3 separate regions of the Mus musculus genome follow, and all the other regions are linked to region 3. A link is a loop called in an ENCODE intact Hi-C map of the cell type or tissue named here. Cell type or tissue: left cerebral cortex. All regions are shown on one strand.

What was found. Peaks named below come from ENCODE experiments on the same cell type or tissue, not always from the same donor. Only the 100,000 strongest peaks of a DNase experiment are listed, where the experiment ranks them.
Region 1: a loop joins it to region 3, with 2.3 times the contacts of the local background. A loop is called at or near these places in 4 of 42 quality-filtered maps.
Region 2: a loop joins it to region 3, with 5 times the contacts of the local background. A loop is called at or near these places in 3 of 42 quality-filtered maps.

What each region holds. Positions count from the first base shown.
Region 1 is chr15:92,394,121-92,402,120 of GRCm38, reverse strand. It overlaps Pdzrn4 (PDZ domain containing RING finger 4), which reads right to left and starts at 5,311. Exons shown (of 10, transcript NM_001164593.1): 1 at 4,616-5,311; 2 at 2,288-2,374; 3 at 85-192. The coding sequence starts at 5,206. In left cerebral cortex, CTCF peaks have their summits at 3,187 and 5,010; DNase peaks (open chromatin) are centred at 4,274, 4,517, 4,692, 4,967 and 3 more places; H3K4me3 peaks cover 2,191 bases; H3K27ac peaks cover 1,460 bases.
Region 2 is chr15:93,241,419-93,249,418 of GRCm38, reverse strand. It overlaps Gxylt1 (glucoside xylosyltransferase 1), which reads left to right. Exons shown (of 7, transcript NM_001357006.1): 5 at 937-1,060; 6 at 1,388-1,560; 7 at 4,290-8,000. The coding sequence ends at 4,451. Among named protein-coding and RNA genes, the nearest start is that of Gxylt1, 30 kb to the left of the region's middle. In left cerebral cortex, no CTCF peak of the experiment used is centred here; DNase peaks (open chromatin) are centred at 234, 719 and 3,769.
Region 3 is chr15:92,261,441-92,269,440 of GRCm38, reverse strand. Cntn1 (contactin 1) reads right to left here. Exons shown (of 24, transcript NM_001159648.1): 14 at 7,787-7,968. Among named protein-coding and RNA genes, the nearest start is that of Gm36901, 64 kb to the right of the region's middle. In left cerebral cortex, a CTCF peak has its summit at 3,963; a DNase peak (open chromatin) is centred at 3,955.

The DNA.
Region 1 (8,000 bases), 130 kb before region 3:
CTCAGAGGTGAACAATGTGTGAGCAACATCGCGGATCATGCACCTGTTTTTTATTTTTTATTTTTTTTTTTTTTACCGCCTTACCGCAATGATTTTGTCATGAACCTCCAGGCCATCTGCTCGGTCTGCAGGTCCGTTTTCTAAAATTTTTGAGACATAAATTCCTTCAGGCGCTGATTGCTTCTGGGAATTCTATAGAAAAAAAGTATTGTTGACAGAAAGTTACATATTAAGCAAACTTTAAATCGTGTAAAGGATGATTTTCTTTTCTAAATGTAACACTATCAATAATTCTGCTCCAACATGCAACTCTCTTAGCTGAGAACTTGGCACGGAATTAACTTATTTAATGCCAACTAGTCATTAATCAAGATGACAGCTGTAATGAGCGAGTCCAGCATCTCTGACAAGATCATTTATTTATCCTACATTTTGAATGCACATGAAAAGCTTTGGAGAACGCTGCCTGCAAGGTAAGGTCAACAGTATTACTGTGAAAACCTCTCACCTAAAATGTGTGACGGGAGGGAGATAAAAACAGACAAGAAGAAAGCCAATTTACCCTCTCGTATATAACAACTTAGATGCAATCATAGCTCCAAAAATATAATTTAGTTTCCAGTGTGAGGCATTTGGAATCATAGCTTTTGAGCACCTAGGAGACAGAATGATTTTAAATCTAGAGATCTTAAAAGATCAACTTTACATGGTCAAGAAATCCATTCAAATTTTATCTGTACTTGGTTCTGGGTGCACGTTACACAGGACAAAGACAAACCTCAAAACATGCAGCATTTTGATACTACAGAATTTCAGCCAATCACGAGAAACCAATGATCTTGTCAGACTTCCTGAGGAAGATGTTTATCGTCAAAATAACAATATATTATGTGTTCTTAAATGTCAGTTGATTTTTATGGCAGGAAAATTAAAACTAACCCTATAAGTTCTCCTTAATTGATCTGCCTCAAACATAATTGAAAGTGATTCTTTAAAATGCCCAGTGCCCTTTAAATATCAGCTTCCTAACTGGCATTTATAAATAACCCCCAATAGAAGGGAGAATGGAAATGATATGAAAAATGTGTCTTTATAATAACTGGGACCAGGTCAGAGCAGCAGCAGAACAGCCTTAGATTGCTCGGTTTGCTCGTTGCATAGAAAGCACAGGATGGCACCATCTGAACCCCTAGAGTGGCACAGGTCATCACTGTCCCAAACCCAGCTTAGAGCAGGACCTAAAGTCCCACGGGAGGTGAGTTGTTGAACAGCAGGTACCCCATGGGACAGGGACATCTCAGAGCAGTGCCCCATGGGTCAGGGACATCTCAGAGCAGTGCCTCATGGGTCAGGGACATCTCAGAGCAGTTAACTGCAGTTAATAAGTTGGCTCTCTTTACCAATTTTCACTGTCTTTATCTAGTTACACTCAAAATTAAGACAGTGTAGAATTGCAGGATGCCAAAGGGTTTTGTAACTACAGTGTGTAAATTCATAATACAAATTTGAAAATAATAAATATAAAGTAGGAGTATTCTTCCCATTAAATAAGAAGTTGAGTAGGAACACCAAAAAATGTTTCATATCAACTCTCTTTGTATGACATTTCTTAAGAAATTGTGGGAAGGAAAAACAAAAAGCCCTCACTTTTCTGCTTTTTAAATTCATTTTGACATTTTGTTCATTACGGTCAGCTTCTCAACTGCCTTGTCGTCTAAAGACAGTACCATTTGAGAACAGGAAGTATAGGCAGACGAGGTACTAAGTATTGCAAATGAAAATCGCCTACCCAGGTCTCTCTGTCATAGGGCCAAGACATCTGCCCATGGTGCTGTCCAAGGAAGGTAGTTAAATATGAAACACATCCCTCCCTTTACCGCTGTAGCTGAGGGAATCGAGATGATCAACTGTGGAGTGTTTTGTTTTCAAATTATCTCATAACAAAAAATCTGAGTATGTACTAGATCTCCATTAAGAGTCTAGTTTGGGGGCTGGAGAGATGGCTCAGTGGTTAAGAGCACTGACTGCTCTTCCAGAGGTCCTGAGTTCAATTCCCAGCATCCACATGCAACCATCTGCAAATGAGATCTGATGCCCTCTTCTGGTGCTGTCTGAAGAAAGCAGCAGTGTATTCACATACATTAAATAAATAAATAAATAAATAAATCTTGAAAGAAAAAAAAAATCTGGTCTTTGGGCCCAAACATCCTTTTAAGGATCATACCCCTTGTTTGTCTGAGTCCTAGTCTACTTCATATGCAGAACACTGCATTAACAAAGTAGTCACCTGATATGGGCGGCCTCCTATTATGTTGAATCCCAAAGTGTCATCTTCTCTTTCCAACACAACAGTGAACGGCTTCTGCTCTCCATCCTAAGTGAAAGAGCAAAAAAAAACTGGATAAATAAGAAAAAAAATGAGAAAACAATATAAGACACTGTACTGTTAATAGAGAAGACTCGTAAGGATGCTTGACTCAGTCAGCTTTCTCCTTAATCACACTTTAAAGCCTGTATTTGAAGAAAACTGCTGCGCCTGTGAGCAGAAGGGGGTTTCCAAATAACTACATGGATTTGCACTTCACACAGGGAGTATCCCGCTCTGACTCCACCTTAACTGCAAACAGATGTCCAGGCTTCACCAGGCAGGGCTTTTTATTTTTAAACTTTGTATGACAGAAAAGTAAAACAAGTTGTCAGTGGATCTCAGAAACATTTTTTTAATGTAAATTTTCACTGTAGAGTTTGAAAAAATCACTGAGCTATTTATAAAGTCCCTTCGGCAGCAACGTTCAGGCTGGCCCTGTAATGCAGGGTCTACTGGAAGGCAGCCATCTTGATTTTAAATAGCCTCTCTATTAGGTTTGTCATAATTCTCACAGAGTAAAAATAAAAGAAGTTTGCTTGGTAAATAGTATGTATTTCTTTCCCAGTGATACAGTAATATTTAAACAAATATAAATTATACAGCCACCTGTTTGTTAGCAAAGACTGATTTAAACAGGCACTGAAGTAGCCAGACAAGATGCTCTGTAGTCACCATTAGAGACCTTAACTGTTCTGAGGGACTGAAACACCTGGAGTCACATCTGATGCAGGGATTGAAAACCGACTGCATCCCCACTGCTACCTTGCTCCCCCCTCGCCCCACCCCTCAAGAGCTTTCCCAGAGCCCACAGCAGCCCCTTGAGGCAGCAGAAAGCACAACCCTTGGAGAGCAGCATTTGATGATGAATCCACAAGGCAAGGCACAGAACAGTGGTTCTCAATCTATGGGTTGCAACCCCTTTGCTGGAATCACATTATCAGATATTTACATTATGATTCATAACAGTAGCAAAATTACAGTTATGATGTAGCAAAATAATTTTATGGTTGCGGGTCACCACAACATGAGGTATTAAAGGGTTGCAGCATAGGACAGCCCTGGCATAGAAGCACAGTTTGGTGGGATGCTGTAGTTAGTTCTTTATTCTGTAATTCTAACGGTTGCTCCTTTCAGCCAGCATTGAATCATGGACTGGCAGTGCATAGCAAACGTGTGTGCTTTTCTCTAGCTCATCCATTGGAATGAAGATTATCCTATACACAAGCAGACTAGGGAACTCATGTAGCCTCCAGTCTTTTTAATTTTTATTCTCTCCATTAACTAACTGCACAAGGTGCTGTGTTATGCAACGGCATTTTTACCCAAGTATGCTCCATGTGCATCGTATAATCAGAGCAGCTTCTCTCACATTGTTTTTCAGACTAGGGGTAGGAAGGTTAAAACAGAGGGCCAGGGTGGGAGGCAGATCTAAGCAACCAGTCCCAAACGGAAGCCCTCTCTTGCTCCTCCCCGGGGGGGTGTGTGTGGGGGGGGGCGTGTAGAAGAAGTGAAAACAGCACTTGAGTAGGGGGTACAAGTTCTGTCAAATCTTGCTTGCTCTGCCAGAGACCGTTCAAGTCAAACACCAACTGAAGACAGCTGATAAACACGTCTCTCTACCCAGGCTGCAGCTCGCAGCTCAGGACTAGCCCCTTCCATGAAGTAGGGAAGACAGCTGCCTCTGCCAGGTACTCAAGGAGGCACTGTGACTTCAGGCCTTTGTTCTTGTCCTGGGACAGGTCCCCAGGTAATAACAGGCACACTGGCCACCAATAAGGTCTCGTGAGGTCAGGAGAGAGGAATCAACAGGGAAGGTCGGTATCTCTGTCACCACCATCCCTCGAGGCCCCTGAGCTGAGGAAAGGGTGGGTAGTTAACTGATAGGCATATTTTGGCAGAGAAAATAAGTCTCTCACAGCCAATTAACCGGTTTACTTATAGAATTTGCTCCAGGCACAGGCCAAGGACGCGAAAGATGGGCAGCTTAGGTGAGCAGGGGAGTGGAAGATGAGAACAGAGTGTGGATGGGAAAAGAGTTCACTCAATTTCTCCTCCTGGAGAAGTTGAGTTTGACTCCCTTAATCCTAAACGGTGTTTCTGGGGCAGCGATGCAGATGAAGGTGGCAGAGCATAATCAGATGCAGCTCTGAAAAAGGGATGGCACCTCCATAAGGAGTCCTCAACAGTCGGGAAGACGCTCCCCTTCCCATCCCAACCGTGCTCTGGGGTTCATTCCCCTGGGCTTACCTGGCCGCGGCCTCCCGGGTTCCCGACGAAGTTGCGCGTGTGCGCCATGTACAGAGCCAACTTCTCCTGATACCTGCGCTGCAACAAGCTGACCTGCGCCCGCCGCGTCTTCCCCACCCCGACAGCAGGCGACAACCAGAGGCCGACCTCCAGGTCCGGGTGGCCCCTCACGCGCGTCCCCACTCCAGCAGGTCTTGGTCGCCGGGTGCTTTTCCTCCCCGCCGCCTCCGCAGCCGCCTGGGCAGTGGCTGTCACAGCCGCTGGCAGGGCCGAAGGCGCAGCGCTGGATGTGCACTGCCAGCACCCGCAGTCGCCCCTGTGGCCACAGCCCTGTCCGCTGTAGTTGCACTGCACGCGCAGTTGCTGGACCAGGCTGCGCAGCGGCAGCACCCGGTACAGCTCGCCCGGCGCCAGCGGCTGGCACTGCAGCGGGCACCAGCGTCTCCCCGCCGCCCAGGGCAGCAGGCAGCTGGCGCAGAAGACGTGCCCGCAAGGCGTGCACGCGGGCTCCTCCAGTACCTGGCCACACAGTAGCTGGCACTGGAAAGCGGGGTCCACGGCTTCCGCGAGACGCTCCAAAGCGAAGCCCATGCTAGTGGTGGGAGGGAGGAGAGCCAAAAGGGGTGTCCCCGCTTCTTCTTTCAATCACCCCCAAGCTGCGCCAGGGCCAGCGGTCTTACCGCTGCTGAGCTCTTTGAGGGGGGAGGTTTGTGTGTGAGCTCAGAATAAGTTTGGCTTGGAGTTTCAAAGCTGTGGCTAGGTCCTGACTTCTCTGTATTGAAGCTCATTGAAGCCACCTGAGTGAACCCTTCCCCATTACCCACTTCTTTATGGCTTTGTAATGCACGGTCTTTCAAGTTTATCCTTGAGAGGGAGGCTTGTTTACAGTAGTGTTTGGGCCAGCTTTATTCTTTCTCTGAGTCTAGAACTTGAGTCCCCCAGGGTGCTTTGTCTGGGTACAGCTGGCCATGGGCAAAGCATTGATACTGAGAATGTTAAAGTCTACCAGGGTGGAACATTCCAGGGATCAGGATCTTGTGTCAGGCAAATCCTTAGTTAGAAAGAAAAAAAGTTTGAAGTGATGAATACACTTTTGTTCTTTCAAGGGAGGTAACTAAAACAAAAAACAAACAAAACGTCAACTAAGAACTCTGACTCTAAAGCTTCCGCGCTGGAAAAAAAACAAAAAAACAAAAAACAAAAAACAAAAAACAAAAAACAAAACAAAAAAAAAAAACACGTAGGAAATCATCCCCAGAGCCAGGCTTCTCAAATCAAGATATGGAAATCAGGTGATTGTAGCAAAGGGTGATCTCTGAACCAGCAGTGAGGGTTGGGGACAGGCCAGTTGTCTGCCTGGGGCACTTTTTTCTTGCTGTGGGGGAAGGCAATGAGCAGCCTCCCTCCCTTCCGCCAGGTGAAAAGACTAAGGTTTCATTAACTGCAGCTTGCCTCCCAGTTCAGAGAATTGTCACGCTCTGTATTTTCCACTTTGAGAAGTATTTCACTACTGGGAATGGGCTATGAGAAACATTTTACTATTGGGCACGGGGTATGGCCTTTTGAGCACCTGGAAGAAAACAACAACAACAACAACAACAACAAAGTGATAATCATGAACAAAAGAGGCACGGTTTCTCTGCATAGCCCTGGCTGTCCTGGAACTCACCCGGTAGACCAGGCTGGCCTCTAACGCAGAAATCCACCTGCCTCTACCTCTCGAGTGCTGGGATTAAAGGCATGCGCCACCCCGGCCCGGTTAGAAGCCTCTCTTTACTCAAACAGAAGAGAATCATTCCAAATTCCAAATCCCTTCTAGTTTGTCCTTCGGTGTGTGGCCTGCCTTCCTGAAAACATAGGGGACCTTCCAGGGCCATCGCCTTCTCCCGAAACTTAAGAACACAAAGAGCCCATAACACCAGGTAACACCGGGATATAAGCACGTGGTTTACCGCCGTTAACCAGAAACCATGCGAGATGCTTGGGATGAGGATTCTTAAATTAATCACCCTCCTTGCCAGCTGGGTGCTGTTCGTGGAAGGCTGTGAAGAGCATCAGTACAAACAAATCCAGACTTGGTGATAATAATGGCAAATAGCTTCCAATCAGAACCTTCTGAGAGCTGTTGAGAGCCAAGGAAACCTTGAAGTGATGTTCCAGATATCTGAAATATTCTTTTTGTTTTTGTCAAAATAAAAAAGCTATATTGTATATGTTCTACACATCTATGTAGTCTTAATTTTTTTAAGGCCGATTTTATTTAGAGTTCTTAAACACATCAACTTCCCTTCTAGCCTACTGACTGGAGGTAGGAGAGGGAAAAAAAGGTTACTAGGAAAAGAGGGTTGAGGACCTGTTGAGAAGTAGCTCCCTCAGGTGACTCCACTCTTGGTTGTCAGGTTAACAGCAGTTCAGTTCAATAGCAAACACCTAACATGAGTCAGAAACCGCCATGTGATCCAGCAGAAACAGCAAAGCTCTGCGGAATCAGCATGAGTCAGCAGAAGCCACGGCATCAACCAGAATACCACAAGAAGTTCTTTTGAACGTTTCTCTCTAGTAAGTGAAGACCAGTGAAGACCAGTGAAGACCAGTAAGTAAGGCATTGCGTGGCACATCATAGCAGTAGTCTTTGTAAACACCATACACCCTCTGAAATGTCTGTTTTCAGCAAAAGATCATAAGACAGTTTCCAGAAAAACACCACATGACACAATTGAGTTTTTAAAGAAATCAAAATTTTCCACTTCAAAGCTACCACATAAATTTTATTTGCTGATATAGTTCAGAGTTTCCCTCCATTCAGTCTTATCTTTCTACAAACAGGCATGATAGTCCTATTATAAAAGTAAGGCATGAGCAGACTGTGGCACAGCGTTAGGAACTTATAACATTTTGATTATTGATGGGAGGACAGATGTCCAAAGCCATGACCGTAGAGAATAACAAGTTAAAACACAATGACACACAGGGCTGAAAAATGGCACAGGCCAATAACAAAACCAAACCAAACCAAACCAAACAAAAAACAAAACAAAACAAACAAACAAACAAAAAAAAAACAGGGAAACATTTTACAAGAGAAAATGTAAATTTGAGCATTTCCAAAAGAGTTAGGGAAACATGGCATGTGGTGTACAGTTTTATAACTAGCTCTTGGAACCATATGTTGTATATTATATTGTATGTATTACATATTATATTGTATGTAATATATACACACACACACATATATATATGCCTGCCATTCACATGGACAGTGTTTTCACATACTATAAATCATATCCATGGATAAAGATATGATAATACCGTACAATAATGAAAATAATATATATGTATGAGATATATATATATATATATATATATATATATGAAATTTGTTGAA
Region 2 (8,000 bases), 980 kb before region 3:
TGTGTTTGTGTTAGAGTTGGGGTTGAACTGGTAAGAAGTGCTCAGAACAATGTCTGGCACGTGGTTTTTTTTTTCCCTGTCAAAAATCACTGTTATTTTGGAAGTTTAAAGAAAATTATTTGAAATTAATAAATAAAATAACTACAGTTAAAGTTTTAATGCTAATAAGCAGTGTGCCTCCCCGGCTTTTGGGAGGCAGAGAGAAGCAAGAGCTCATTGGCCATGAGTTCGAAGCCAGCCTGGGTTACATAAGACTGTGTATAAAAAAAGAAAAGAGAAAAGCAAGAAGCTTAACAGAAATAAGTTCGTAGAGTATGGAAAATAAAGATCAAAAATCCATTGATAAATTTTATGTACTAGTGGTGCTGTAGTCCCCCATGGTCTGAGAGCAGTGCATTCCAGGAGTCTCAGTGAATGCTTCAGTGAGAGGCCGGCTGCTTGGTGATTTCTCCTGGGAAGGTGTGGACAAATCTCTGTGTACACTGAGAGAACTCCAGGGACATCTGCAGGGACATCCACAGCAACCCAGCCTCACCAAGCCACGAGCTTTCAAAGATGGCCGTGGGGGTACAGTTTGTAGTTTCTGCTTCCCAGACAGACACAGGAAAATCATCAGTTTGAGGATAGCCCCAGTCTACGGTAAAACCTTGTCTCAAGAAACAAAGCAAGAAACCACTTTTCATAGCTCTCACTTTAGCATGAGTGGGTGAGCTGCCGTGCCGCTCTGTGCTGGTCCCTCCCTGTCTCACCATCAATGCGGCCTTCCCTTCTGGACCAGCAGCCTCCTCATGCGCAGGTTGTACAGGACACATGGTTGTGTAACTAGGGGGTTTTCTGTTTTCTTTGGGCTTTGCAGTGGTTCTAAGGGAAGAATGGGAGCTGTCACGCTGCCCCTGGAACGTGAATGCTAAAACTTTGCAATGCTTTTATCAACAGAATGATATGACAACTGCGCGGCTACAATGGGGGGACATACTTATGCCACTGCTTAAAAAGTACAAACTGAACATCACGTGGGGCGATCAGGATCTGTTAAATATCGTGTTTTCCCACAATCCAGGTAACCATCTAAATTCCTTTAATTCTTTACATTTGTAAAACCAATCACAGACTAAAAATCAAAAAGCAAGAAACAGTGGGCTGGGGTCAGCTCAGTGGTACAGTACTTGGTTAGCAGGTACAGTGTCCTCAATTCAATCCTTTGTACCATAGGAAACACATTGGTTCGAATTTTGCTTGTATTAATGGTTGTCTATATTTCAGTAAGATTTGAATACTGATTTGGTTGGGAGAAATCTAAAGACCATCTATAGTTTTTAAGTGTCGATTCCGTAGAGTCCTTGCGTGCTTTATCGCTCTCCTGTTGCTGGTCTTCTCCTCGTTGTAGAAAGCCTCTTTGTTTTTCCATGTCAATGGAATTACCGACCAGATCACTGTATATATGGGAGCAACTGCCGAGAAGCAGAAGAAGAAGGAGTCTTCATTCTTCATGGAAACAGAGGTGTTTACCATGACGACAAGCAGCCAGCATTCAGAGCTGTGTATGAAGCACTAAGAAATGTAAGGTTTGCTCCCCCGAAGTTTTCACTTAAAATTTACAGTATCATGCGGAGTTTGTAAATATAGTGTAAAGAATTTCCTGTCGTTTATTGTAAGGTCACCTGCTCCCAAGATCTGGCTTCATGGTTTGTCACAGGTTCTCGCTCTGCATGTCTGAGCTTGAATTATATAAATTATCTTCTTGACACCTAAGAACTGCAATTCCTTTCTCATTAAGACTAAAGGTGTTTATTAACCATTATACGGATGTTAAACTCAGGTGTATCTGCCACGTGTTCCTAAACTCCTTTGATTGGTAAACATCAAAGCTTCCTGCTAGCTTACAGTTGTGTAGCTTCCTCTTGGAGTTGGGATGTTGTGCCCACAGTTCACAAACTCTAGGCTTTGGGGTGCCTGCCCTCCATGATTGTATTTCCTTCAATTTGTGTTGATGCAGAAGGTGTTTCTGATTTGGCTTGGAACACAGGTACACCTTCGCTTTCAGATCCACTACCAATGTCTTCGGGCAGAGCTTTGGTTTCTTTTTCTCTTATTTACATGACTTCCTGGTATCTTTGTCATGCTTTTCCCAGCCCAGGTCACTGTTAGCTTACCTCTTCTACATAGTGCATTGTTAGCACATATAGAACATATAGTAGATGACATATATAATAAGACATATATCTATATCTATCTTCATATATCAATCATCTATTATATCGTATCATGACAGGGTGTGCATCCCCACACATGCACTTTACTGTACTCACCTCTTATCCTTCTGATCCCTTCCCCTACCCAGGTAGTCCCTCTCCTTCCATGTCCTTTTCCGCCCTCCCTCCCTCTCTCCCTCTTACCTACCCACCCACCATTCTACCTTCTCTCCCTTTCTCCTTCCTTCCATTTTACCAGTGGGCACACTACTGAGGAAAATGTAGAGCTGTAGATAAGAGAGCTCCCACGTCTAGGAACCATTAATTGCCACTTAACTCCTTAAGAAGGGGTGCCACCACTTAAGTCTGTCCCTCCATGACACTGGTGCTCTGCCCAGTCTTGCCTGATCTCATGCAGGTAATCAGAGCCACTGAGACTTTGTGGGGCAGCCCTGTCATGGCTGGAGGACAGTGTTCCACAGAGATCCAGATCTTGACATGCCCATCCCTCCTTTTTTTTTTTTTTTTTTTTTAAAGATTTATTTATTGATTATATGCAAGTACACTGTAGCTGTCCTCAGACACTCCAGAAGAGAGATCTTGTTACGGATGGTTGTGAGCCACCATGTGGTTGCTGGGATTTGAACTCCTGACCTTCGGAAGAGCAGTCGGGTGCTCTTACCCACTGAGCCATCTCACCAGCCCCCATCCCTCCTTTTGAGAGATGGCTCATTTCGTGGTGAGCATTCAGCAGCTCTCATTCTCAGCTCTGTTACCACTCATGCAGTCTCTGACAGTCGCTCCAACTGATTTCTTCCCATCAGTCTGCATAGCGCCTTGCAGCCATACTGAAGCAGGCCGGCAGGGAGGTGATTGGGAGGGGTGTTGTTCCCCTTCAATCCGTGTGCTGTGACCGACCCTCGGGGATAACCTCAGTTCACTTTATCTCAGTTTCTATCTCAGTTCTGCATCATAGATAGAACGTGGCCAAAATGTACCATCAGCATTTAACTGATAGTTTCTGGCTTGCTTACTTTCTAGACAGTCATGTGCTATAAGAGTGTGAAGAGTCTGCGGTACTTGGCAGTTCTCATATGTATCTATCCTTGGGTTCTTTTGTGTAGTATGGCCACAAACTTCCTATTGTATTAAGAAACGCTTGAGTTTGTCAGTTTATGTGTAGTGTTCTTTTGCTCAGTTTCAGAAATTTCAGTCCATAGTCACCTGGCCGCGTTGCCTGTGGTAAAACATTATATCATGATGAGAGGAGATAACAGAGGAAGCAAGAGAAGGGACAGGAGCAGTCGCCGTTCCGTTTCCCCCTCTAAGGAATGTCACCATGATTTAACTTCCTCTATTAGGTCCCCCTCCTAAATACACCACCACCTCCCAGAGTCACTCTGAGTGACCTAGGGTCCAGTCTAGCATACGGATCCTCTGGAGGCTTTCTCCATCATCATCACAGCCACACTGTACTAAGTCTCTGAGCTTCTTTGGGAAGTGACTCATTTCACTCTTCCTGCTCTGGCTGTAGTGTTGGTGTCTAACAGCGTCAGCAGTGTCGCTGCGTGGGTTCAGGGGATGGAGTGGGACGGACTGAATGGGAAGGCGCCTGCCCTTTTCCGTGAGTGAGTCTGGCTTTTACTAGTTTCTCCCGGGTGCCTGTAACAAGTTTAGCCATTTTATGCCAGTTTTTCTGCATCCTTTTGCTTCTTGCTTTGTTTGTTTGTTTGTTTGAGACAGGGTTTCTCTGTGTAGCCCTGGCTGTCCTGGAACTCCTCCTGCCTCTGCCTGCTGAGTGTTGGGATTAAAGGTGTATGCCCCACCCTCCAGCATTTCTCTGCATCTTTTCTGCTCTTGCATGTGTTCTTGGCTTGGGAAGTCCTTGCATTGCCTCTTTCTAAAGAGTCCCTGTCCTCAGAGATTTGCTATCAATCCCTTCTCTAATAAATAGTCATGTTTAATTCACTGATACCACTGGCTAAGTGTACTTCATGTGAGATAGCAAATGGTAGTTGTTAATATTTAACTGACTGGAGAACTTACTTGGAAAACAATTAATCATTTGTACTGTTGCCTGTTGTATTTCTTCTCTAGTGCTCTCTTGAGGATGATTCCGTCCGTTCCTTACTAAAACCTTTAGAGCTGGAGCTGCAGAAGACAGTTCACACATACTGTGGAAAAACGTACAAAATATTTATCAAGCAGTTGACAAAAAGCATAAGAAACCGTTATGACACGCCACCGAAGGAAAGGTGATTCTTCATGACCGAAGGAAATGGATGAGACAAGCAACGCCTCAGGAGATGTGAAGGAATAGACTGGAAAAGGATTTAGGGAGGCATTTCTGTCTCCACAATAATTCTCTTTGGAAGAATTAAAGAGCAGTATATTCATGTCATGAAGAGTAAGTTGAACTCTTGTGCTCCAGGGAGAAGACAGTCGGATCTCTGGTATTTTGTAACGTTACTTGGTGTCATTCCAGCAGTAGTGAAAGCATTGGACAGTGTGGGCTGTGAGCTGGGTTGGCTCGTAATCAAGTAAGGAAGGCCTGGGAGGGTGGATGGAGACAATGTACCTCGACGTGGTGGAGACTCAAGCTGTGAGTTTAGCAATAACTATGTCAGCACTAACCTCACTTTACAGTGGGAGAAAACGTTTACAGGAGCAGAAAGGTTCTGTTTCTTAAGAAATGTGATGTAACCAATGTAACCATTGACAATCTATGTACCCGCATACATTTCATCTCTGCTCTACGATATTTGGTGACAATCATGTTTGAGATTATTTGTAGATTTTAAGTAAGCTGCACATTTAAAAATTACCTGTATGAGAAAGGAGGAAATAGTGAAAACTTAAAGGAGGCATTGTGTGTGTGTATGTGTGTGTGTGTGTGTGTGTGTGTGTGTGTATGAGTGTGTGTGTGTGTGAGAGTGAGTGCGTGCGTGTGTGTGTGTGTGTGTGTGTTGACAAATGAAGTGTGTTCATTTTGTATGTATTAAATTGTCTTGCCAAACCTAAGCTCTAAGATATTTGGGGACATTTTAAAAAATCACTTTAAGTGAGAAATTTCAGCTTTACTGGGCATTCTGGAAGCAAAATATATTATGCTGAGAATAAAGTAAGAATCTAATCGCAACACTAAAAGGACTGTGGAAAATGCAACGGACCAAATACATAAGCCTGTGAGGTTAACAGTGGTCCATTCAGACTTCCCTTCTACCTCAAGTGCATTTCCAGGATCCTTTTGAAGAGAAAATTCAGAGCCTTACTTTAGATTAGACAGATGTGGTGGCTGGTTTGGAGGGAGAAGATTTTTATATCTAGCTGTAGAAAAAGTTTTGATTTGGGTAAATGTGCATTTCTTATTTTGAACACCATTGAAGACAATTGCCTTGTTAAACTCTGGAAGAGTGCTCCTTGCTCGTGTTGCCTTGACACCTCACGGACTCTGAGCGGGCAGCATGTGCTGTCCTGGGGCACGTGATCTCACGTACTGGGGCTCATGTTTCTTCCTACCAGGTGCTCCTGAGTCCTGGTCTGTCTTCTTTTTCTCTCGGATTTTTAAACCGTACATGAAGAAAGGGAAGTTATGAAGGAACAGTATCGGTTGTGATGGTCCTGTATCCTCTGGGAATATTCGGAAGACGGGATCAGTACAGTTGTTCCAGCTTCTGTAGTTCACCAGAGACAGACTGAGAAGGTCTAAAATACCATCAAAAGGATCTGCGCCCAGGGGAGGAATTGTTAACTAGCTCAGTACTCAGACAGGTTGAGGGAGCAGCAGCCAGGGTTCCTTGGCAGAACGCCATCGTAAAGGCAGCCCCTGTGGACGGTGTGCAGTGTAGCTCGTTAGGGGGGACCGTGAGGGGGAACCTTATCCGTTGGCTGACGTGATATGAGAGAACTTGCCAAAGTCAGCTGTCCTGCATCTCCTACACCTAGGAAGGAGTCTTTAAGACAATTTTTAAATGAAGAGATTAAAAACTTACATCAAAGTAGAGTAGGGCTATACCTCAATATTCAGAGTGCTTGCTTTATGTGGTCAGGGCCCGGCAGTACAGAAAATAATGGAAGATGAGAAGAGGTAAGAGCCTCGTGCAGCGGCTCTCACTGGTCAGTCTGTCACCCGTCAGGGTCTTGCTACATTTACTTCATTTATTCCTTTCTTATGTTAAAGTCTCCGGCAGGCATCGTTCTGTGTCCCTGCAGTGAGTGCTTTGGTACTTACAAGTGACTAGAGCAACTATATCATCCCCAGCAAGAGCAGCAGCTGGCCTTTGGTTCCAGCTCCTCCCCAGTCCTTAACCCATTTCCCTGCGTGTCTTAGCTACGCATGGGACATGGTGATTCTGCTTTAAATGAGTTCCTCAGAAGGATCCGATATCAGCTAGTTTAGGAAGCATGGAAATTATTACGCTATCTTTAAGGTGGAAGTTAGGATGTCACAGTTATTGGCACAATTGCTAAATTGTAAGTGCTGTTTTGGATAGAGGAAGCAGTGGGGTTTTTGACAGAGGGATTCATATGAGTAAGTCCCTTCAGATGCCATTTTCTCAGTAGCTGAAGACTCAGCCCCACGTGTTCCACTGTGATTGACTGAGGCTGTTTAAAGAAAGGATTTGAAAATGCACCAAACTTCATTTGTATGAAAAGAGTTTGGAAAAACTCTAGAAAGTGTTTTAAGAAAATGCAGTTTTCCTTCATGAAGACGTGCTCATGACCTACGCCACGCCTGTCAGTGTAATGAGGAGAACAGATGGGGACTGGCATGGACTCCCCTCTTTGTGGGCTTGGGAGGTGTGCTGACTGCAGTGCCAAAGAGGTGAGGCCTGGAAGGGGTGACTGGAGGAACGCGTGGAGCTCCTCAGCCATGCCAGTGTTGATGGAGCCCGGTTTTACCGCACACGGGCTCCCCCGAGGCTGGGAGCATTCTGGTTTCTCCGGTGTAGATTTGTTGATGGTATGTGGGAGGAACAGATGCCAAGGAAGAGGAAGTAGAGAAGAAAAGGAAGATGGAAATGAGTAGTCAAGGAAGAGGGAAAGAGAGAGAGGGTTAAGAGAATGGCGGAAGGCAGAGTGAGAGGAAGATGGAAGGATAGTGGGGAGACAGGTGCACGTGGAGGAAACTGCGGAAACATGGGGTCCCCTGCCTAGGTCAGTGCTCGCTGTGCACTGCCAGAACCAGCCTTGTATGAGCCATCGATGCTAGGCATGTTTCTTGGTCACCTTGTTCACTGGTCCTTTAGTGGTAGTTGTCTTTTTTTTTTCTTTCCCTGTGGAAACACATATTTTCCATTTTAATGTCCTTTAGAGGAGGTCTGTGAAGGGAACTGCATTGAAATGTCTAAATCGCCCACTGGTTTTCCCTAGCATGATAATGAGAGGCCAGTCTGGCCATTTGTTTGTTTGTCTGTTTGTTGTTTTTAAGTCTAAAAGATATTTCCAGCTTTTATATGAATATCTCCTCTCAGGGAGTACTGAAATGTTATAAAATAATCCTTAGCTTGTGGCGTGACCTGGAATGGTGGCTGGGACAAGGGTTACGTCTGCTTTTTCCTCAGCGGGGATACTTTCAGCTGAACCGTTTTCAGTGGACTCAAGAGGACGGGAGACGGTAGACATAGTAAAAGAAAAACCTTAAAGAATCGTCACTGTCAGACAGAGTGGCGCAGTCATTACCAGCACTTGGTGCCAGCACCCACATGGTGGTCCACAGCTCTCTGTAACTCCAGTGCCAAGGGATCCAACACACTCTTCTAACCTCTGTGGACACCAGACACAGGTGGTGCACATAACTCCACACAG
Region 3 (8,000 bases):
AATCTATTAATTTTTTTGAGAATTTCATACAATACTTTGATCACTTTTACACCCCCATACTCGGTAGAAGCTTTCATTTAAGCCAAGTTAGAACCAGCTCTGTTTTAAATATTAGAGCCTAAGTAGGACTGCACAGGAATTTGAAGAATATCAACAGGCAGCCCTGTGGCCGAATATCTGGTGAAGGCATGACGCTGAAACTCTGCAGCAGGGAAAGGAGGTAACGCACACGCATCCTTTCTAGGAGAGTGCATATATATATATGAAATGCTTTTTGACGTCTTTTACAAAGACAGCTAAGGCTTTCCAGCCTCGGGAGAAGCCGTGGTTCTCGGTGGTTGGCAGAACGCTTACCAAGCAACTGGAGACCGTGAACCTCAGCACATTCTAGCCACAAATTAGATACGAATGTTCACTTATTTTCACTAAAAGCCACAGCTTGGCTGAATCGCAAAATTCTTCCCTTCAGATGCAGAGAGTTGAATCACATCCTGGAAACTGTGATTGGTAAAGTTCAGGGGATATCCAGCGCGTATATGCGGTTGACCACTTTCGAAGTATCCCAAGTTTAAGTCAAAAGACTATTCAACCTAAAATGGCCCAATCCTTGCTTTCTCCTCCCTCGTATACTAGCTGCCAAAAACTGATTGCGTTAAATAAAAGTTAAAATATTACTAAATTGTGGGAACAAACTGACTCATAAAGAAGAAGCAAACAAGTAGGTGGGAGGACACAAACTTGCTTTGTTCCTTTCAAATTGAAGGGAGAAGAAAGAAAGTTTGCAATACATGAAGGAAGACTTGCTAGATAACAGCTACAGCAAAAACATCATTGGCAGCCTCCCCCCATGCTGACAGCATCCACAGGCTCCCCTAACAGCAGCATTGTAGGCAGCCTCCCATGCAAACCTCACTCCATGGCTTCTCTAATAGCAGCAGGCACATCAGGGGCAGCCTCAGCAGCCACTGGCTCCTCTCACAGCAGGAGTTCAGTAGGAGCTGTGGGATGCTTCTGGGGCTGCTGAAAGACTTTCCAGGCACGCTCGCACACACACTCTGAGCTGGAAGCCCATGAAAGATACAATTTGTAACCAATTCCGAGGCAATCTTTTATATTTGATAACCGAATCTAGCTTCCTTCCTTCCTTCATTATATTAAGTGGCTTTCCTTTTTAGGTTAAAAACACGTCGAAGTGGCAAAATCGTACACACCGGCTGATGGTCACGCCATGAACTTTTCACTGTATCTATCTCTCATCTTATGGTTTCTTAATGCCTGCTGTCCCCCTGTCTACCTCTGCACACTGAGAATACTGACATCGTAAGTGTCAGGCATCACTTGGCACCTTAAAGGGCTCTTGACAATGGCACCTTGAATCTCAAAAACTATATTTTCACACATACAACTATCACTAGTTCTCTAATATATTCTCTATTTAGATTGATATTGATTTCAATAATGCATCATTTTAATTAGCCGTGTCGGAATTTTTGAATATTAAAACACTAAGTAAGGCGCATCATCAAATGTTTAAAACCTCAGGTACGTAAGGGAAGCTGTAATTGCTAAAGAGATTGTTCAAGGGTTGCCTGGAAATGGTGACACAATATAGTCTGCTGACCGATGAATTCATTTTTGACAATTGGCTCATTAAAAAAAAAAAACATATAATGACACTTTTGTTTGAGGTCCTTGCTAAGCTGTTTGAATAAGGAACAATACACCAAATCTTTGAACCCTTGTAGATTTATTTTAGAGTTGAAGGACAAAGAGAGAGAGAGAGAAAGAGAGAGAGAGAGAGAGAGAGAGATAACTGTTAACAGACAGTAGGAATTAAAAAACAATGATGTGCTGGGCGTGGTGGCTCACACCTTTAATCCCAGCACTCGGGAGGCAGAGGCAGGCGGATTTCTGAGTTCAAGGCCAGCCTGGTCTAAAAGTGAGTTCCAGGTCAGCCAGGGCTATACAGAGAAACCCTGTTTCAAAAAACAAACAAACAAAAAACCCAAAAAACAAAAACAACAATGTATAGACTTTTAGCAGGACACAATTTCTCTCTTATAAAATTTATCAGAAGTAGTCAAGAAGAGTTACTCTGTTCTTTATCAAGAGCTGCTTCAGCATTTTATTATCCTCATAGAAGTGTTGTAAAGAAAAAAATTGGTTTTGGAAACCTAATACAATAGCTTTTTTTTTTCTTTTTTTAAGGTGGAAAGATGATGCTTACAGAGCAGGGGCCACAGAATTAAAGGTGAAAAATAACCCAGTGTCAGGTGACAGGTGACGAAGGACAGAGCTACTGAGGAACTCAGACGGCTTCTCTGAATTTTTAGCAAACCTGTAGTGACTTCTTGCTAGACTGAACTTTCAACACTGTGGTAAAGAAATCAGAAGGCTGCACACAGCGTCCATGTGCTCAATCAAGATAGCTACCATGATGATGAGTATTCTGTCGAACAGCGGAAGGGAAATGATTGGTGGCAGTTGTCAAAATTAGGCCAGTGTGGGCCAGGGAGTTGATTCAGTGAGTAAAGGGCAGCCACTCAAACCTGATGACCCTAGTTTGTCCCCTAGGACGCATATAAAAAGCCAGATGCAGTGGTGGGCATTAAGTCCTCTTTCAGTGATATGGCAGACAAAGAACTGAACAGAGGCTCCGTGGCCAGCTAGTCTGTAGAATGCAGTGCACCAGAGAAAACAAAAAGAGACCCTGCCATAAAAGAGTAACTCTTGAATGCTCTCTTCTGAGCTACATATGTGTGCCAGAACGTGTGTATTCCCACACTTATACACATACATGCATGCATACATACACACACAAAATAGAATTGTATACAATTATGTAGCAAGTAAAAAAATACTTTGCCTGTCATTTGCCACCATGAGTGAAGGATAAAATGAAACATATATAACTACTTAGAATCTTTATGAATAGATATATACATATATGTTTATGTGTGTGTGTAGATAATATCAAGTTCTTTCTAAAAAAAGAGAAGTGTTTGACTGACATAAATTATAATTAAAATTAATTTTAGTGGTATGTTTACTCTCTGAGAGTAAGTTAAATTGGAAAATAAGAATGGTAGTAATTTTATAACTGGACACAGAAAATACATAATTATTTGCCATCAAACCTTAGCAGAACAAAATAATGCAGATAGATGGCTTTGATCAATTTTTGTATTAAACTGCTAATTTGTTAACATTTTATCTATACATGAATTTTGTTAAAGCACAAATGAAAGGCTTGCTAGCCATTATTACACAAAGCATAATGTTCAGTGAGTTTTCAATAAGTAAATGAGGAAATAAATAACAAATGTTATGTATAGTAGGACCATTAATAAAAGAACCGTGTTATTAGTCCTTTGTTTTGCTTCATTGATAACATAAATGCTTAAAAGAAATGCACAGTAAAATACAGAAGTGGATGCTCACAGTCATCTATTGGATGGAACACAGGGCCCCCAATGGAGGAGCTAGAGAAAGTACCCAAGGAGCTGAAGGGGTCTGCAACCCTATAGGTGGAACAACAATATGAACTAACCAGTACCCCTGGAGCTCTTGTCTCTAGCTGCCATCACTGGGAAGAGAGGCACCTTGATATTGCAAACTTTATATGCCCCAATACAGGGGAATGCCAGAGCCAAGAAGTGGGAGTGGGTGGGTAGGGGAGCAGGGCGGAGGGAGGGTATAGGGAATTTTCGGGATAGCATCTGAAATGTATATAAAGGAAATATCTAATTAAAAAAAAAAAAGAAGTGCACAGTAAAGCCTTGTTACGTTCTTCCATGGACTCTGCTGAGAAAAGAACTATAGTGAAATTTAGTACTGCCCATCATCTCACAGGCATCGGTAAATACGAAGAGACGCATTTGTTCCATTTCATAAAGGTTTCTGCTTAAGTTAGTCTAGGCTATGAATCTTGAAACCTTGTGCAAGCCTGCCACTTAGTGGTCAAAACTGGAAATAGCAAGCTGAAATCAAAGCAGGCTTGAATTTTAAGTGATACATTTATTTTCTTCAACTAAATTGGAAATGAAAACTCAAGTAATTAAGATTAAAGTTTATATCTACATTATTTTTAGTGATGACAAGTAACTGTTGGCAGTAATGATTGCCAAAACATGATAATGGCAGTTGGAGAATTTTAAACCCTGGGAGTCTCTGATTATTTTTTAAATGTTATTTTGAGTTTGCATACATCTTTTCCAGAGTTTCGGTTGCCTTAGTGCATAGCACTGCAACAGCAGATGGCGTCAAAGCAACCAATGCTATCCCTGTATGAAATGCCATCAAGAATCAAGAAAAATGTCAAGTCATGTAAGTGACATAGACAAAGAGAAATTCTTGCCTCTGCAATTTTGAGCAACCATCACAGCCACCTGTGCCCACAGATGTGCCCTCTGTTAGTACATTTTTTACCCTCTGAGCTTCAGGTGGAAAATGCTCGTTTCAACAAATACAAAAGCCAGGGCTAGACATGAGAATTGTCTCTGAAAGACTGTTTAAACATTTTTGATGCCTTCACTTAAGTGTCATTTAGTAGTGTATTTGAGCTCTGATATTGTTGTTGTTGTTATTGTCAGAAAAGAAACACAGCATGAAATCTTTCCTGGACTTTTGTAGGGTTAGGAGATAATTACGTTGTTTGCCTGTTTTACAATATGCATTCTTATCTTGAGGTTATATATTCTTTTAAAGAATTCAACTCATCTGTCTTTCTTTCACATGCTAATAATGAACATGTGGTAACTTGATTCAGGTGTGTCTCATGGTTTGGCTTATCTGTTAGCTGAGAGTAACCCAAGTTGAGGAATCCCAACATAGGGCCCACAGCCAGCAAGTACTCCTCAGTGGGCCAGCCGGGGTGGGGGTGGGGGGCAGCTACTTTCTGAACCTCTGTGGCTGTCATTTGCAGAGAGAGCAGGCATAGTCTCAGGACTCACTCCCCATCTCTACCCCAACTCACCTTTTTGCCTTTAGCACACCAACCACTTCTTGTTTGTTTGTTTGTTTGTTTGTGTTTTTCGTTTTGTTTTGGTTTTTTGTTTGTTTGTTTGTTGAGACAGGGATTCTCTGTCTAACCCTGGCTGTCCTGGAACTCACTTTGTAGACCATGCTGGCCTCGAACTCAGAAATCCGCCTGCCTCTGCCTCCCAAGTGCTGGGATTAAAGGCGTGCACCACCACTGCCCAGCTCAACCACTTCTTTATTCCCTTCTTCTCTTTTTTTTTTAATGTACATATCTATCATTTATTTTTCAATTAGGTATTTTCTTCATTTACATTTCCAATGCTATCCCAAAAGTCCCCCATACCCTCCCACCCCAACTCCCCTACCCACCCACTCACACTTCTTGGCCCTGGCGTCCAGATATAGCTGTCTGTCTCTTGTGAGGCTATGCTGGGGCCTAGCAAACACAGAAATGGATATTCCCTTCTTTTTTAAGCCCTTAAGCTTTTATAGAGTTTCAGATACATTTGCATTGCAAAATGTCTCCTCTGCCCCTCTTCTATATCTGTTGCCCATTTATTCTTTTTCCCTATTTTTTTCTTACAGTGAGCATTTATGTCAAACAACACAGGGTAATTATTATATTAAAGAATGTACCTCGGCCCTAAATGTGAAGTTTCACCTTAATTAGGGTAATTTATGCCCCCAAATCTATTTATGCAGACTTCTCCGAAGCTACTAAATATACTTTATAAGTCCCTCTTGTCATCTTTCCAGATGGTAGCTCTGAAATCCTTCAATTTATGAGACCAAAGGATTAAATGAACTCCAAACTTTGTTTCTCTTTTTAAGTAGCATGTCTGTTTTTCTGACTGTTTTCCTTAAAATCGATAAAAATGGTGAGACGTGTCTTTCAAAAACAATCTAATATGTAAAGAAGAATTATTAAATTGATAACGATTGTGATTCTGATTTCACTAATGATGGGCAAGTCTATGTTAGGTGAATCATAAATGTTTTCTGTCTATTATGTAGATTTTTAAGTATACTCTGGCTCAGAAACCTAATTGGCAGGTCTATGATTGGTTTTATGGTTACAGCTAGTCTCAGTAAATTGCAAGTAATGGACATCCTGGTGAAACTGCAGGGGCAAATACATTAACACGGAGGGAGTGGTGGCCGTGCATCTATGCCACAAATGTCCCCGTCTGGTTAAAGGAACGCTTACTAAACTTAAAGAAGAAACCCTAGACAAGTAATTTGAAGGCAACCGGATAATCTAAAGCATCATGCTATTATAATTCATAAATATCAGTACAGGTCTTACGTGGAATAAAAGTTCTGAAATATCACACTGGGTTGGCTCGACCACTTGTGTACATTAATAGCTGATTTTGACGTCAATGTCCACACCCCTCATTTTTGCTTTTTTGTTCTGTTTTGTTTCTTGAGACAGGGACTCAGTATGTAGCCCAGGCTAGCCTCCAGCTTAAGAATCTAAGATTCTTTTGACTAAGTTTCCTGAGTGCTGAGATGTAAGTCCGATTTACCAGACCCGCGTATTTTCATTTGTTGTTGTTGTTGTTGCTTTTCTATCATTTTAAAATGTTGAATAAGGATTTTGCTATTATATATATATATATATATATATATATATATATATATATATATATCATTGTACTTTGCTTATATCCCCACTATCCTTCCATCTGAGTCCTGCACCTCTCCTGTGCCCCTTCTTCCTATTGACATAATTCCCACCCTCTGCGCATCTTCTTTTTCTTTTACTTGAATTTTTTATTTATTCAATTTACATCACACTCACTGTCTCTCTCTTGGTCACCCCCCTGCCACAATCCTTCCTCCACCCCTTCCCTTTTCCTCTGAGCAGATTGGGGCCCTCTGGGTATCCCCCGCCCCAATCCTGGTACTTGAAGACTCTGTGAGGCTAGACACTTCCTCTCCCACGGAGGCCAGACAAGCTCAGCACATATTAATTAAGGGCACGTGCCAAACAAATACACAAGTCCCTAAGCAGTAACCTTTTCAGAGAGGAGAATGGTAGCAACTAGGAGAGCCAATTTGTCCTGTGCCAGGGTCAAGCAGCTTGTTAATCCCCGCAATCCCGCAATGACAGCCCTGCGTTGCTTCCCAACTGTCTCCCTGGTCTCTGATCGCTGTGTCAATTCCCAAAGTTTGGAGAATGTACAGTTTCCACTTCTGAGAATTAACCATTTCATCTTTTTCAAACCACGAAGACTAGCTCAAGCCTTGAAACAAATATATTCCATTGATTTGCTACATTCACAGAATGAAATAAATTACTTTAAAACGAATCATATAAGTGGAAGAGAAAATAAACCTAGAGATCAGTAGATATTTGAGAATATCCCTACCAAACTCTTTAACATTAGTCCTTTATAAATGTTTTAGAGTACCATGATTAATCTGAGAAAAATGGAAAGCTTTTCACAGGACTGTCACCTCCTTATAAAACTAAAATTATGTAAAATATTATTATATTTCTGAATTTTTAATTATTTATATATATACATATATATGTGTGTGTGTGTGTGTGTGTGTGTGTATGTGTGTGTGTGTATGTGTGTGTGTGTGTGTGTAAGCTATGGTACATGTTTCACCAGAGAACAACCTTTTAGGTTTGGTCCCTTCTTTCTGTTATATGGGTTTCTAAGATTGAACTCAGGCCCACAGGCTTGGTGGCTTACTTACCTAGTAAGCTATGTCTCTGATCCTTAACTGAAGTCTTAGTACAGACACAGAAGGACTATTAGGGTGTTGGTAAGATGAAGTATAAGACACATACCATAAAATTCCTCTGGTAATGGATATGCGTAATTTCCTTGTTAAAGTCAATCACGTAGCCATTGAAGGACCACACAAACGTGAGGTCCAAGGCAGGATCGAAAGACGCAGCACACTGCATGGTGGCATTTTCCCCAACAGTGATGTCAGCATTGATTGGGGCCAAAATAATTCGTGTGGGATCTGTAGGGTTTCAAAAGAAAAGTAAGTCACAG